Regions from separate parts of the Mus musculus genome. Here region 2 is linked to region 1. The links are chromatin loops, found by intact Hi-C in ENCODE. Cell type or tissue: left cerebral cortex. All regions are shown on one strand.

Region 1 (8,000 bases):
TCTAAACAGGTTCCAGGTCAACCGTTTGGAAGGTTCATGGGTTTCTCTCAGAGAGCTCACTACTGCTCTTGCTTATTAAGGGGACGAGTACGTGCCCTGGATGCTATTGGCAGGGAACTGGGGCCCAACTAATTATTAGGATTGTGTGTGTGTGTGTGTGCGTGTGCGTGTGCGTGTGCGTGTGCGTGTGCGTGTGTTTGTGTGCTGTGTGTATGCTCATGCACACGAGTGCTTAATAGGGGGTGACATGCTATGTCTATCCTCCCACCTGTCCTTAGTCCATTAACAGTAATGTAGAGTGTTAATGGGGGTTAAGAGGCCATCTCAATTCTGTCTACAGGTGACTAGCTGTCACTTAAGAGAGTGAAGACTTCAGACTAACAGGTGTGTGCAAATGCATTTATGAATGAAGGCAGTTTCAATTGCTCCTCCCCTCCCCCCCCCACACTTGAGGGTGACCAGAAGACAAAAATGGGTACATATTTCTTGTGGTCTCAATTTTAAGAACTTCTTTTTCTTTCTGAGTTTATCTTACTTTTGGGCATTCTCAAAGCGCTGAAAACATAATGGGAATTTTCATTGCAACAATAGTTTATTACAAGTGAAATTTACCTGTTTCCATTCAGTGTTGTCTCAGTGTAAGATGAGGATGCCTTCTTTCGGTAGGTATGATGACTTCAGGTACCCATCATACTGTACACGGGAGGAGAGCAGAGATAATCTAACTTCGGGTTACAGGAGCTTGAGTGCACATGTGCATGTGTGCACGCACACACAACAGAGGGAGAGAGGCAGACGGAGAGAGATGGAGAGAGAGAGAGAGAGAGAGAGAGAGAGAGAAGCAAGAAGAAAATGTCCTTGGAGAATGTTCTGTAGAAGTTGACATAGAAGGGCAAAACAAATATCCCCTGAAATGTGGAGGTTCTTGGCCAGCCAAGAGCCCCAGAAGAAGCTACCTCTAGAAGGATGCTGCCATGCAGAGACCTAGGCACAAGGCTTAGGTTCTGCTTTGCCACTGAAAGTTTTCTTCATAAAACAAAACATCCGCCCCCACCTCCATATTATCCATTTCACATGTTTACTGCAGAACAAGCTTTCGAGGGATGTCTAACCATTTCCAAGCATCCATCTCCAAGCATCTGTAACTCCAAGGAGCTAAGGCGTTTATTTCATTTTGGCTCAGGTCAACCTCCATGTCATCTCAGTCTTCCATAGCGAGCAGGTTGGCCATGAACACTGCTCTAGTCACTCCCCTTTGCACTTCACCAAGCCTGTGATGACAAAGTTGACCTGAATCCCTAGGTGTCACCTGGATCTTCCCAGCAGGAGGGAAGATGTCATCTGGAGCCACATTAGTCACCAGCATGATCTCCTTACACAAACATATAACTTTGTATAAACCAAACCTATATTTTAAAAGAGAGAAATTCCACTCACCCCTTCAGGAGAGGACACAACGTCGAGTCTTCAGCTCAATTCTTGGTCACATGGTTCTCAAAGATATTTCAGGGCACGTGGGCACTTCTTACGAGGCACAATTTTCTCAAAAATTTGAGAGCCCAAGAGGTAAAACCATAGCAAGCAATTCTACAATGCTTCCAATGTGTGCCTTCATCTCACTGATGTAGATGAAAAACAGTTGTTCCAAAGGAGACTGTGGGGTTTGGGGCAACACCAAACACAGCCACTCTGACTTTTGGCAATAACTGTTACTCTTTTTTTAAAAAAATTATTATTAAAATTTAGTTGCTGAGAGAACACATTCCCACCCCCCAAGAGGGCAAGTCCAGAAAGAAGCAAAGAGCAAAGAGTGAAGCTGGGGATTTATGAAGACCTACACTGAGTGACCTGATCGATGAGCAGTGTTCACAGTTTATGAGGGAAAAACTCAACAAGGCCAGAGGAAGGAAGGGACAGGAAAGGGAAGAAGAACGAAAGGATTAGACATCACCCAAGGGAACCATCAAGCGGTCAAGTGTCAAGCAATTTACTGCTGAAAACTCTGGAGGAGAGGAGTTGGCATTGTCTCGTCCAGTCTTTTATTTGGACACCATCTAAGCAGAGAACAGGTAATACCTGACTCCATTGTTTTGGGAGATCACAGGGAAAGTCAGGCTGGATGTGACTTTTTATTTCAAAAGAAGAAAACCTTATCCTTCTCTAACCTCCACCCCTTGGGAGATCCCTGGATGACAACTCCGATTTCTTTTTTAGTGGTCACAGATTTTAGTATGCACTTTGGCAATCGTGACAACTTGAACACACATACAAATTGGCGCTGCTTATACTTTTTTATTCAAACACCCCCTCCCAAGAACTGTATACTTGTTCATACTAATGTAGACAGCTATTTTAATTATGCACTGCGTTACTATGTGACTGTAGACAAGGATTCTTCGGGTGTTGTTAAAATTTCCATCTGACAGGAAGATTTTCACATGCTAAATATATTCCTATTGCATGTGTGTTTTGTGGAAAATAATCACATATGCCCTGCACATGATCTCGACCACAGGCAAGCTGCATGTACTCAGCCTGCAATAATAATGACATGTGACCATGGTTAACATTTTGGTCATAGAAACATAATGTTAAATTGCCAGGAATATTCAACAGCAGCAACATTTCCTCTCTTTCCTATGTTTACCGACTTTGCTGCATTCTAATATTATTTTAAAGAATGAAAACTTCATTGTATATTCCAGCAAAGTGTATTGGTAGGGGAAGGTTTAACAGAGCCAGAGAGTGTGCAGGGACTGGGGAAGTGAATTGATGGATGGATGGTTAAATGAATATAAATGAACTGACACCTTTACAGGAAAATAACATTTCTTTTCTTTTTTTATTCTATAGATCAGTGGGTTTTGTATCTGTAATTCTTTCATATCAGCAAAGAGGAAATAAACTCTCATGTAAATCATTTTGCCCCCATCTGGAGCATATTAAAACCATGCCTTTTTTTTTCCTTTTAGCAGACTCCTTTTCCCCATTTGCTTATCAGCTCATCCACCATTACATTTTAAATGAAATTGCAAGACCCCGTCCCTCCCCCAAATTTCAGCCTGATGTAGGAAAGTGGGAAGCAGGTTTTCCTTGCTTTAGAATAGTGACCTAGATTCAATTACAGATAGACCCAGAAGATAGAGGTGACACCTCACAATTTTCTTAGAGGTCTTGGGAAAAAAAAAAGAAATTCCAAAACAATACTTAATGGGAGAGAGTGTTTAGGTCCCCCATTTCCCCACTTTTCAGACTTAATTGTATTGCTCTGGTCCACTTCTTTGTTCTGGTGGAACATTGCATTTTGTTTCCCACGGGACATTAAACGGGCATTTGAAGGAAATGTCGGACTTTTGGCTTTTGAAGATGTATGTACCAAGGGTGTGTGATTCTGTAAACTGAGCCTAGACAAGATGAACGAAACCGCACGGGACACACATTTCTTCCTTATGCTCTCTAAAAGAGCAAACAAATTACAGAACAAAAGTATGGCTATTAGACCCGCACTCCAGACAAAGCAGCGAATGAGGAAAAAGCAAACATATATTTGACGGATTTTCCAATTACTGTAGAGAAATGTGGTGAAAAGACAGAGGGACGAGTCCTGTGATTCTGCTTACTGACTTTTATCACTAAATTAAGCATATAAATGACCTTAACGGGTGGCTTGGTATATTAAATTAAAAAAAAAAAAAGCAACGATTCTCCTTTTTTTCAGCTCTCTGATCTCGGGCTGAAAGGAATCTGGGGAGAGATAAGAGATGGGATTCAGTCCTGACTCCTTGGGTCCGCCCGGCTTACTAGGGAGCAGGGACACTGGTGCCTACAGTGCAGAATTTCCCTTCAAGGTTCACAGTAAGGGGTCCGCAGGCCCACCTTCTCTACTGCCCTCCAAACAAAGAAACCAAAGTCGCTGGGCTGTCTCAAGAGCCAGGCGCCTGAGAGCTCGGAGATGCGGCGGGCAGCTGCTGTGCACAGACTTGGGAGTTTCAGTCCCGCCCGCTGCGGGTTTAGAGCGTAGGAAGAGGGCAGAAGTGAGCTCGCGTCTATGCGGGTATCTGAAACGCGCAAGCAGCAAAGCGTGCACAAATCCCGGGGTCAGGCTCGGGAAAACAGCGATGGATTCTGTCTTGGGCTTCAGACGGTGTATGGGTAGATTTCCCCGGACATTGTTTTAAGTCTGGAGAACCGGGGTTCTGTGCGGCGTCGGCTACGGCCTTGGGCAGATGGGTGCTCGACGATCTGTCGGAAGGGTCCCCGTGGCCGCGCTGGACAGCACAGGAGGCGCCTGGCTCCTGGAGGAGCGGTGGAGGATTGTTTCATTTCAAAGTGAAAATCTGCAGGCTTTGGGAAACGATATTCAAAAAAGTATATAATCTCCATATGCCGCTCAATGGAGGATCCTCAATTTACAGCGGCAGATAAGGCTAGAGGGTGTAATAAAAAATCTGAAGCCCTCCCCTCCCCCTCGCCGCCTCCCCGGAATTGCACCTTGGGCAGCGGAGCAGAATCCGGAATGTGAACTTCTCCCGACATATGTTTCCCGCAGATAAGTAAACAATCTGGACGTGAAATGGAAATGCTAATTAACGCAGTAATGCTGTTACACCTCGAGTGTGCAAATCCCATTGACTCGCCGCGCCACGGGGGGTGCCAGGGAAGGGGGACCCGCCGCGAGCGCCCAGGCCGCCCGCACCCTCCCTTCTCTCTTCCTTCACGTCCCCGTCCCCGCTGTGCGGTAGGAAGTCTGGAGCTGTACCCGGTTGGATGTGCTAACTTGTCTAGTCAGAGGCGCAGCCTCCGGAGCGTCTCTCTCACCCACTCCCCTAGGTTCTCACCGTAGCGTTAGGACTAAGGGTTCCGGGGTTCAAAGGTGCGTCCCCTTCCCCCTGCCCCCCCCCCCCCCCCGGTCCCCAAAGCAGCACGCGGAGCCCTGAACTGGAAGTCGGGAGAATTCCTTGTCACCCTAGGGTCGAGTGTGGCGCCTCTAGATACCTTCAGCCTGGTACAGTTCTGGACAGACGTGCCCTCGGGTTCTTGCCACGATTGCACCGGGATATCTGAATCCCCTCTTTTCCAGATGGGGGTCTTAAAAACTTGGAAGCCGCTGCTGGGCACCGGGGAAACGCAGGACACTTCGTAGTAAAGAGAAAAGTTGAGTATTCCTATCACCTTGTCTCACCTGGCTTTTGGCTCCATCCCCTAACCTGCACAGAGACTTTGGGGATTTGAGAGTGGGTGCATCAGGGATGTCGGGAGAGAAGGAGGATGGACATTCTAAGACGGCGGCCTCGGGACGCCCTGAGCTTGCTGTCCTTCCGCTTTAGGGAGCACAACTCTATCCCTAGACTTCGGAAGCCTGGCTGGAGCCTTGGGTACAGAAGTCCTCTTGCCACACCGAGGAATTTGGGCTGGGTTAGCCCACCAGCGAACCCTCCTCTTTGCTTGCCTTCAGGCTCATTCCAAGGGCAAATTCTCATTTTAACACCCCGGCAGTGTAACTTCCCTAAGTCCACAGCAGGATTCTGAGTCCCGCAGGCACACAAACGGGGTCCGCCGGGGTGGTGGTGGGGTGGGGGGCGTGACCGACCTGTTCCTGGTCCATTCCACCGGTTTTCTAGCGCCCCCTTGCCTGCCTCAACTTTATTATCTCCTTAATTTCTCAGCTACAACCCAACCTCGAGGCGTCTGGTTCTGGGCCAAGAAGTACTATCCAAGAAACATCAGCACTCCCACTGCACACGGGAGACTGGGATGTGTGGTTGTGGGTTGTGGGTGGGGAGTGAGGTCAAGCAAGCTTGCCCCGCGGTCGAGTCGAAAGCGACCAAGGCGCACCTAAACCAGCCAAATGCACACGACCTCCCGCTTCCCCTTTCTTCTATGCACTACCCACCCGGCAAATAGACTTGAGAATTCTTAACGCGCATCTTGTGAATTACTTGATATGCGAATTCAAATGACTCGAAATTCATTGTCCACTTGGACAATGGTGACGAGGCCTGAACCGAGAAGGGGCAGAAGGGAACGATAATCCGCCAAGTCAGAGCTGGCTCCACCGCTTGCCAAGTTTTCAGGGTTCTGGCAGCCCGTTCTCTCTCCAGAGAACCTGCCGGGCCAGGAGGAGTTCGTGCAGGTGGCGCGATGCGGTGAAAGTCCCTAGGCTCTACCTGGACCGAATTATCATCCTGCTTTGGATCAGTGAAGATTCCTGGAGGTTGGGTGGCTTCGGCTTTAAAAAGCAAACCTTAAGGAGTCTCAGGTGTCAGTCACTCACAACTCAGTGTGTTCTACTCGAAGTAGCCGAAGTAGCCGGCCTTCTTCATCTGTAAAGTTAGGTTTCGTAAGAAAATTGACCCTTGAACAGGAAGGCCAGAAACTGGAAGGGAATAAAGTTTGGGGAGTAGGACTCAAATAAGAGAAACCACACACACACACACACACACACACACACACACACACACACGAACCGCGAAGTTTTGTGGAGGCCAGAAGGTGAAGTGAGGCAACATGCCTAATCTCTCAAAAGTCTGGACCAGTGAACCCTTGAGACAGACCGCCGCCGCCAAAATTTTAGAATGAAAACCCAGCTAAAACTCGAACTAGCGGGAGCCGCCAGCTGCCGTCCGGAGCGCACATGGTCCAGCCCTAGGAAACCTTAGCGGAGGAGCGGCGGGTGCACAGGCGGGCGACGCGCAAGACAGAAAGGATCAGTTTGGGGAAAAGATTCCCAGAAGCAGTGGCACCTGCGGAGGAGACACCCGGGCTGCACAGGTTCCGAAGGAGCAGTGCTCCCGGGTTGCGGGACTCCTCTGCAGCGCAGAGCGGGTGGCAATCACGCCTCTCGCAGAGTGCGGGAGTTCGGGCTCTGCGGACCCGCAACCTGAGTGTCTGGGGACTCCAGGCCGCCGGTTGCTGCGCGTGGCGCAGGGAGAAGCGGCTGTCCTGCGCTCCAGGCGGGCGGGGCGCTTCTCTCTCTACAGCTTTGCTTTAATGCTTTTCTTGAAAGAAAGAGACAGTTGTGAGCAAACAGGTTTGACAGAGACTGCTTCCACCCCACCCGCCCCCTTCACACACACAACTCCCCAGGGGATTCCTTTTTTGTCAGCGGCAGACTTTAAAGTCTGTAATCGGACTCCTGTCAGCGGCGTGACAAGCAGGATTTGGGCTGTTGGGGCGAGTTGTGGCCGCGCACCTCTGCAACTGAAGCTTGGCTACCCTCGGCCCCGGTGAAGACACTGCCGCAGGCCCTGGAGGCCAGGCTGGGCCCAGGTCGGAGGAGGGCAAGCAGTCTAGGAAGAAAACAAAATGTCCAGGAAAGAAACCCCAGGAACCTGCTCTGCGGCTTGCCCCAGGACTCTGTTTCCCTCTGTGTGTGCTGGAGAGAGGTTTCAGTGGCCCTGTAGTGGACCCCAGGCTCCCTTCGGTGCCACCGCAGTCCAGTTTCCAGGAGAGACCTAAGGCCGGGCGCAGTCTGATTGGAACCTTGCTTTTTAATTTTGGGGGGAGCTGTTTGTTTGTTTTAGCTTCTCCTGAGGGCGGAGGCCTTCTCCTTTCAAACCTGCCTGGTGCCCCTTTGCTATCGAACCCCGTGTCACAATCAGCTAGGCACCTTAGTGGGGCCACGGGCCTGGGTTCCTCCCGAGGCTAGAGTGCCCTGAGCTCCTGCGCTGGGCTCCGCGAGGAGACACCAGACCCCAGTAAGCTTCATCTTTGGAGATGTTAAGGGACACTGAGCTATGAAGGAGAGCAGAGAGGCTGACAGGACTGTCAGTTGGGGTTAGATCAAACAACAGGAGCAACGCCAGCGTCCTGGGCCTCATGAGCTTCCTAGAGGGCGGGAGGAGGGGCCTTCCCTACTGCACCCTGAGTCCCTGGACCCGACGGCCACCAGAGGCTCGTCACTTCCTAATTGTCACGATTTGTAAGAGGGTTTTGTGATGCTAAGTACGCGTGGCTCAGCAGGCCTGGCCTCCTCCACACCTCCCCCAGCCCGCCTTTGT
Region 2 (8,000 bases), 910 kb before region 1:
CTGCAGTTCGCCTGCGCCCGGCAACCCGAGCTCGCCATGATGCATTGCTCATACTGGGACCACGACAGCAAGACGGGCGCGCTGCACTCGCGTCTGGATCTCTGAGTGCCAACGCGCGCGGGAGCGGTCCCCCACCCCTATCCCGGGAGTGGAGGAGCCGAGCTCGGGTCGCAGCCGCAGCAGCCAGCCTGACAGCGCGCACTCCGGGACAGCTTCTGGATGCAGAGCCCTCGAGCGGTCTGCCCTTCCTCGGTCCGCCCCGCTCCTGCGACTCCGCTTTGTCGCCTCCGCTGCTCCTCCGGTGCTCTTCCCCGCCGCGGCCTCTGCTTTCCCGTGCTGCTGGCCGGAGGCCGCCCACTCCGTGCTTTCCGCGGGCCTCCTCTCCTCACCGCAGGGAGTGAGTCCCCGGCCGAGGTGCGGTCGAAGTGTCTGAGACGCAGCTTACCTCTTGGCCCTCTCTTCCAGGTCGGTGGACTCAAGCTCGATTTTATTTTTAATTCCCCACCCCGACTGTCTGCGACTAGAAGCGCTAGGCTGCTGGGGGAAGAGGGACCCACACTACCGGAGAATGGAAAGAACGTGTCTGGTCGCTCTGCGATCCCTCCTGGAACTGATCAGAAGCCGCTTGCAGAGGGGCCCACTGGGCGGGGCGGGGGTTGAGCCCCAGGCTGGAGCAGGGACAGCCTCGTTCCGCGGCCTGCAACCGAGTTCTCATCCCCCGCTCCTTGTGAGGCCGTGGTGCCTCCGCTCCGCAGAGCACCGCATAGGGCACCTCCAGGCCAGGTCTTTATGAAAAAGATTGGTGAGGCTTTTGAAAATATTAAAAAATACTTTTTAAAGAAAAAAAGAAAGAGGGAGAGAATAAAACATTCATGGGGGGGTGGGGAGGAGAAATGTAATGGCCTTGGAGTTTGCTAAAACCAAACAACAAAATCAAAAGTTTTGGTTTTCTTCATCGACCCTGCTGGGAAATTTGTGTAAGAATTCCCGTGGTGACTTCATTAGGCTGTGTTCAGAGGGAGGAGAAAATAACTAGCTAAAATAAGGTTTCCACTACAAATTAGGAATTTCTTTTCTATTTAAAAGTTGAACTCAAAACAAATTTCCCCGGATCTTCCGATTCTGCCCCGGATGCCAGAAGAGATCTCTGCCTGGCTGGTACACACCGCCCAGATGACACTCCTATCCCTGATTTTTGTTTTTCCAATGTCTTGTTTCTTCCACCTTCGGAAGGAGAAATGTGAAACTCGTCATGGCCGGCCCACACGGGCTTGTGGCCCCAGCCGGCTGGCCCGAAATCCCGTGACCTGGTGGTTGAGTAATGTCTTTCGGGGACCAAATTTTCTAGAGGGAACTAGAGCACTTTTGTTGTGTTTGTACGTGTGTGAGGGCGTCCCTTGTCAATTCCCAAATAAATTTTTTTGTTTTTTGTTTTTCTTTTAACACGGACTTGCATTGTTTCTTTTACACCGTAGTTCAGCAGCTAGCTAGCTAAGAGAGCGAGCCTTTCAAGAAAAATTGTGTTCTTTTAAAAAGTGACACAAACAAGAGTTGAGGACAACCCGGGTGGCAGGCGCTTTGGGCTGTCGCTGCTGCTTTGTTTTTCAGGAGATTGTTTGTTTTTCTGTGTCATCGTTTGTCTGTTGCGGCTGTTTCACACCGGCAAAGATACCCGGCCCTCGCTAGAGGCTACTGTAGGCAAGGTTTGTTCTCGTTTTGCGTTCGTGTAAGTTTATATTTTGCCTCTTACATAATTGTACTAGGTGCGTACGCTGTGTTTCCACTGCTATCCTCATACGTCTAAGAATTTTTTTGTCAAAAATATATGTAACATTTTTTAATATAAAATCCAGATTTCAGAAACACCTTGGAAGCTGCAAGCTTTTCTACAGTGTAATCGGTGATTTGTCGTACCGTTGTTTTTAGCAATTGGCATTCATTTATCTTGAAATAAGTGTAGGAAACTTGGTGTTTCAGGTGGGACTTAGTGTACAATATGCTACGGAGGTGGGCTTTTGCTTTCTCTTTACTGAGCTCCATCAAATAACGAATTAAGACCCATGCTCTCAAGAAGATACAAAAGGTGTTTGACCTGGTTGCAGATGAAATCTCTCTGGTTGACTAGAGGTGGCTGGCCTTCAGTTTTCCAATGGGGTGACAGATATTGGATCCGGCAGTGAGTGGCTGAGGGTTCGTGCAACAGGAGTTTAGATCCCATGCATAACCATGAATCTGTCACCTGCCTCTCTCTCTACCTGGATAAGAGACAGGTCCAGAGGAACGAGCTGGGAGAAGCTAAGAGCTTAAGGGTGTGAACCTATGGGTCCTCATTTCAGCTAACCGAAGGTCTAACCTTAGGAATGTCAGGGTGATATCTAGATTATAATGTTGCTGGGATCAAGGGAAGCCTGTTCGGCTCAGAATGCACTCTCCTTCCCCCCCCCCCCCCCCCGCAAAGATCTCAGAAGGAGGCTACAGTGTAGAGGAGGTGCTGTGGATTCCGGAAGGTAGAAACTTCAGCCCACCCACTGGGGGTCGGCTGAAAGGAGAATCTCGGTTGTGGTGGAAAGGGAGAATCCCTCAGGCAAGAAGGTGTTTCTGTAGCCTGGTGTTAAGTCTCAAATGTACGGATCAGATCACTGTAGTCTGTGCCTGGCGTGAGTGTTTCTAGTGTCTGTTATTTAATGGAGACAGGGTATAAGCTGTGTATCTGTCATTCACCTGCAGGGAGGATGGATGACATATATTTAGGATATTGTACTAGCTATATGACTAATATTAGGGGGTGCTTGCCAGAACCCAGTACTTGTTGCATTCATACCTCGTGCTGATCTAAACAGCTGTGCCCTGGGTGTGTGTTTCTGGCTTGCTGAAGGATAACAAAGTATGTGCACCCCTCACTTCATCTGACAGAGGCTCCCTGTTCCGGGGGACTAGCTGTCAGCACCCCCAACAAACTGCTATCCAGAGTAGAAAGCAGGAGGACAGCCTCAGAGGTAGGGCTTTTGGTGGGTAGGTCATGGCCCAGCTCCAGTAAGATGGAGACGCTGAACAAGGCCTGCATTGGAGGATTGCCTCACTGTACCCAAGAACTACCAGCAAGAGGCATCCACAGCTGGGAAGGCTTTGCCAAGTAAGGAAACTTAGATGGAGGGGGCTTTCCCAACTCTACACAGTGGTTGGAGGAGGTAAGAGAAGGGAGCCACTTCCCCACGGATGCCTCCAGAAAGACATCTGTCTCTAATTCCAGCCCTAAGGGGTTCTGCAAAGCGCCAAAATTTGGTCCTTTTCTCTAGTTGGGGACAATAACAGACCTTCCTTGTCTCAAATTTCCTTTCTCTCCTTTCTCCCTCTGCCTTGCACTTTTGAATTTGTTAAAGAATCTGATTCAGATAATTCCCTAAGTGAGAGCAAAACTATCCAAGAGAGTTCCTGGTGCAGAACAACTATGCCTTAGTATACACAGTCTGGCTTGGATACCTAGTAGCCCCTGTGGGGATGCGCATATATGCTTGTAGTGTGTTCTATAAAAGCAACATAAATAGAGTTTGATGCAAATATCCTACCAATTTCTGAAGGATACAGGTAATGAGTTGTGAAGCATGGTACTGAACGGTGTGTGTAGCAGGGGAATAGGTTGTGCACAGACACATCCCTAAATACGGACAGAATGCAACATTTCCTCTATGTTCGAATTCTTATAGTGACCTTTGTATTCCCTAAAAACCTAAAGTAAATGGGTTTGTGGCAGGGAGTCCAATTCTCTAATGGGACTAGAGAAACATTTTACCAATGCAAGAGATACACTGAGGGATTGTATTGAGCCTTGCATTGTCTTTTACAAGCCAAGACTGAAAAGGTAGCCATGTAGAGAGAGCCCCCTGGTGGTAGGTAAAAACTGGGGGCAAATTCGGGCTTCCTGAAGCCAAGTAACCATCTTCTAATGTGCTGGGGGGGGGTGCGGGGGGGTGCGGGGGGGGTGCGAGGGGGTGAAGCTTTGTGAAGGCCTGAAGCTTTCCAACTGCTAAGTCAAATTCTTGCCACCCAGAAAGGGGTCCCAATGCCTGGAAGTGATTTGTTCAAGCTCAAGATTCCCAAAGTGTCCCCACTTTATTTAAATAGTACTTAACTATGTTCTTTTGGCTGTGTCACTATGTCACTGCTGTGTGACAGCCTCTGCTCCTTAGCCAGAACACCTCTCTCTCTCTCTCTCTCTCTCTCTCTCTCTCTCTCTCTCTCTCTCTCTCTCTCTCTCTCTCTCAGATAGGGACCAGGGGCAAAACACTGACAAGTCTACAAACCAAGTAAGGCAGTAAGCCAGCGACTGTGTGCTTTCTGGACAGAGTGAGTTCCAGGCTGTACCAAAGGAGTGCCTGGGACTCAGGAACCAAACTCACACAATTGAGTGGTTGAAGATCTGGCCAATGAAGTTGCCAGCCACAGGTCACCAGCCTCAGAAATTCTCCGAGGAGGCCTGAGCAGGTGAGACTACCTGCTACTCAACTCTGTGACAAAGCACAGCCCTGGGTGCCAGTTTAGGCAGACTGTTCATTCAGCAGGAAGTGTGGGTTTTGTGGCCTAGGTTCTGGCGTGAGATGAAACTGTCCAAGCCCATGTCACCCCAGAGAGGTGGCTCATGCAGGACGACACGTAAAAAAGAGCCTGTCCACAGGGAAGACCCCAACATGGAAGGCCAGAGTCCTCCTTTAATAACTCTGACCTTGGCAAAATACTGATTCCAGATTTATTTATTTGTTTATTTATTTATTTATTTTTCATCTATAGAGCAGAGATAATGAATGGCCCATCTACACGTGATTATAATAGTTAAATACTCCAATTCAAAATACCTAGTTTTATTGTTGGTATGTTTCCCATTCCTGGAAGAAGGGAGGAAGAGAAGGGCTCAGACCATAGTCATAATGCCAGATGGTCCCCCAGCTGTCATTTCCAGGCCCACCGCTGAACACCCCAGGAACCCAGGCAAACCAGAACCTACTGGGCTCCAGGCGCAGCTGATAGGTGTCTGTCTTGCCCAGTCCCTTGACATCAGGAATGAGGGACGGATGGCCTTGAACACTTGACCCTGAGGGCACACAGATGATGCACTCTTGGACTTAGCCAGGAAATCTCCCTATTGCTTCCGCCAAGGCCCTTTTCTCAGATATTCCAAGTTTTCTCTGAGAAAGAAGCTTTTCCCATACGTCTCCTAACTCACTGGTTCCCTGGTTCCGGAATGTTTGCATTTTTTCTTTACCTTTTCTTTTTTTCAGAAGAGTAGAAGGTGGCCATCCTCATGTGAGAGATTGCAGGGGAGGCGAGTGTTAGCCTGGGCCTTTGTTGAGAATCAGGGAAACCCCCGCGGGAATTGGGGTCGGGTAAACGCAGGATCCGGGCTGAGAGTCAATGGCAGACGCTGCTGAGCTGTGGAGCGGGAACTGAGTTAGTGTGAGACCAGCTGCTGAGAAAAAATAAAAACAAAACAACAAAACAAAAACAAACACACAACAGGTGCTGAGCCTCCAGGGATGATACATGCAAGTTCAGATCATCCTGCTTGGGTGAGACTCTCCAGTTCGCCCTGCATAGGATTTGGAGATAGGAGAACTAATGATTTGTCAGGCCGGTCTGAGCCTAAGGTAGTCTGCACCGTAAGGCAGGGGAAGGAATCCCGCAGGGGACCGAAATCCCGCAGCAGGCAGGAGCAATCGGACAAGGAAGACCAAACTGAGACCACAGCCTGATTAACTAACTGTCTTTGATAATACTACCAGCACATCAAACAAAGCAACGCCTTTCCCGGGATTCTCATCTGTGTAATAGGAGCCTTGTTTGGGCAGGCAAACAAAAGTTCAGGGTCCCAGGAAATGTTCACCCCCGTGGACTAGGGGGAAGGGGCATTAGCCATTTGGTTTTTTGTTGTTTGCTTTTAGAAGAGGAAAAAAAGGAAATTCGGCACATATTTTTTGAAAAATCTTGCCCAACTACCACTGAAGGCTGTTAGAGTGAGCAGAAAGTCAGGAAACAGGGCCCCCACCCTTGGTGACATCGGGCCTTTGTCCTCTTTCCTGAAGCCCCCGCGACTGCTGACCGTGCTGAGATAAAGGCCGGGTCAGGGCCTTGTGGAATCCCGGGGGAGGGGGCAGCAGGTCGTCCCGATGGCCCTTTCAACTCAGTGCGGAGAGTTGACGGTTCCAACCCGCTGACCTCGTGGATCTACCGAACAAGGGGCCACAGCCCGCCTATGTTCCCAAGACCCTTTTGCCCTGAGAGCTTTCTGCTGGTCCTCATTCTCACCAGCACTTTTATTTTCTATTTAGAGATTTGGACGGGGAAGAGCTGTGCTCCCTGCGGACCTGCTCTTCATAGGAGGAACAGTGTTTTTAGCGTTTGCAGCCACTGCTAGGCTTGGTTGTCCCTACTGATTCCTGCTGGTGTCTGTGCTGCCTAACTATCTGCTTGGAGTTCTTTGTCTCCCACAGCTGAATTTCAAATTGTCTGGACAGTGTCTTCTGTCTGTCCTCCCAAGCCCTCTGTAAAGAAGGCAAGAGAGGGACTGTGAGCTCAGGCTACCAACAGCTGGGTCTCAGCAAAATTCAAACCTGCTTGAGTAACTTTTGTGACAGTGGTGGTGGCATCCCCAGGATACCTTAGACACCCCTTTGAAGGAACAGAGGAGGATAGCCAAGCAGCCGCCTGGTGTGGAAATGCAGTCATCCTGCAGCTAAGCAGCTCAGTTGCCCATTCAAGCCTTGTAGTCCCCTGAGCCTTCTTAGCCCCAAAGGACCCTGAAATCATATATTCTCCCAAGTCAGCAAGTTCTACTTCCTCCTAGGAGACCGGGGTGAAGGCTCCATTTAATCTCCCCGAACCAAATACTTTTTATTCTCAGGATGGTTAGACCTGAGGAGGGCCAGGGTACCCTCTACCACCTCCTTCTCTGGCTCCCTGCCCCCATCAACCAGCCCGCGGGGTCTCTGTCCCCAATGAAACAGGAGCTGCCCACCGCCAGCAGATGAGAGATAAAGGAACCCGGTGGCGCCAAGTCGCGCTGACCTAAAGACCCGGATCCGGCCTTTTCCGCACCCCAGAGCGTCAAGAGAAGCACAGGAGACCCTACTTCCCCGGAGCCATTGACCTAGCTAGGTAGAAATAGATCGGCTGAACAATGTATACATAGCCGTTGGGTTGGCCTGCTGAGTGCAGTGTGCGTGTGCTTGACTTTGGAAGGATGTCCTGGATCTGTGTCCTTGTTCAAGCATCCTTGTTAATGTGCTTGCATGGAGAACCAGTGTACCCATTGAACGCAGAAACGATGCCAATGCGCGTGCACACAAATGAATGATTCTAGCATCTATCCTGCTGTCTAGCCGGCAAAATACACAGGTAGTAAACAGGCCTGGCCACCCCACAGTCACAATGATGACTTACACGTAGGCTTTCATCATTTTCAAATGTGATTTTTCACAACACCCCTGAGAGATGCTCTTCTTTCCAGTTTTACAGGAGGGGAAAAGAGCCAAGAATAATCAAATAAGGAGCCTTTACAACCAATCTGAGAGAGACAGAAATTAGCCACAGCTCCTGGGATTCTGGCTGCTGAACATTGGTGTGTTTGCCTAGTTCTCCCCAAAGCCGGTTTTTTTAGTGTTTTCAAGGGACACAAGCCGTTTGGTCCGCTTGGACAGGCTTCCTTGGAGATGAACCACACCAAGCACAGATTTTTTTTTCATTCGTTTGCAACGATCCCTTCCATATCTGGGTGACCCAAGTGTTCAGTACAGAATAGTTCCAGGATGGTCTGAAAGCTGCTATGGCGCTTCCTGGTACCTTCAAATGGTGGCCTGACCTTGTACAAACGGATTTCAAAGCCCACCTGGCTTTCTGAGGCAGCAACTCCGGACACGGAGAAAAGATCATATCCCCCAAAGATAACCCCAATTAATATCTTTGTTGAGCCAGCGCCACCCCCACCCCCCCACCCCCCCCCCACCCCCCGC

The links. A loop is a pair of places that touch in the nucleus more often than their neighbours do. Peaks named below come from ENCODE experiments on the same cell type or tissue, not always from the same donor. Only the 100,000 strongest peaks of a DNase experiment are listed, where the experiment ranks them.
Region 2: it touches region 1 in a loop (9-fold over the local background); 11 of 42 quality-filtered maps call a loop at or near these places.

What each region holds. Positions count from the first base shown.
Region 1 is chr9:99,864,786-99,872,785 of GRCm38, forward strand. No RefSeq gene overlaps it. Among named protein-coding and RNA genes, the nearest start is that of Sox14, 7.4 kb to the right of the region's middle. In left cerebral cortex, no CTCF peak of the experiment used is centred here; DNase peaks (open chromatin) are centred at 3,476, 3,943, 4,558, 4,717 and 1 more place.
Region 2 is chr9:98,956,684-98,964,683 of GRCm38, forward strand. It overlaps Foxl2 (forkhead box L2), which reads left to right. Exons shown (of 1, transcript NM_012020.2): 1 at 1-1,443. The coding sequence ends at 105. Among named protein-coding and RNA genes, the nearest start is that of Foxl2, 5.1 kb to the left of the region's middle. In left cerebral cortex, a CTCF peak has its summit at 3,856 (motif pointing left); DNase peaks (open chromatin) are centred at 580, 1,249 and 5,635; H3K4me3 peaks cover 1,383 bases.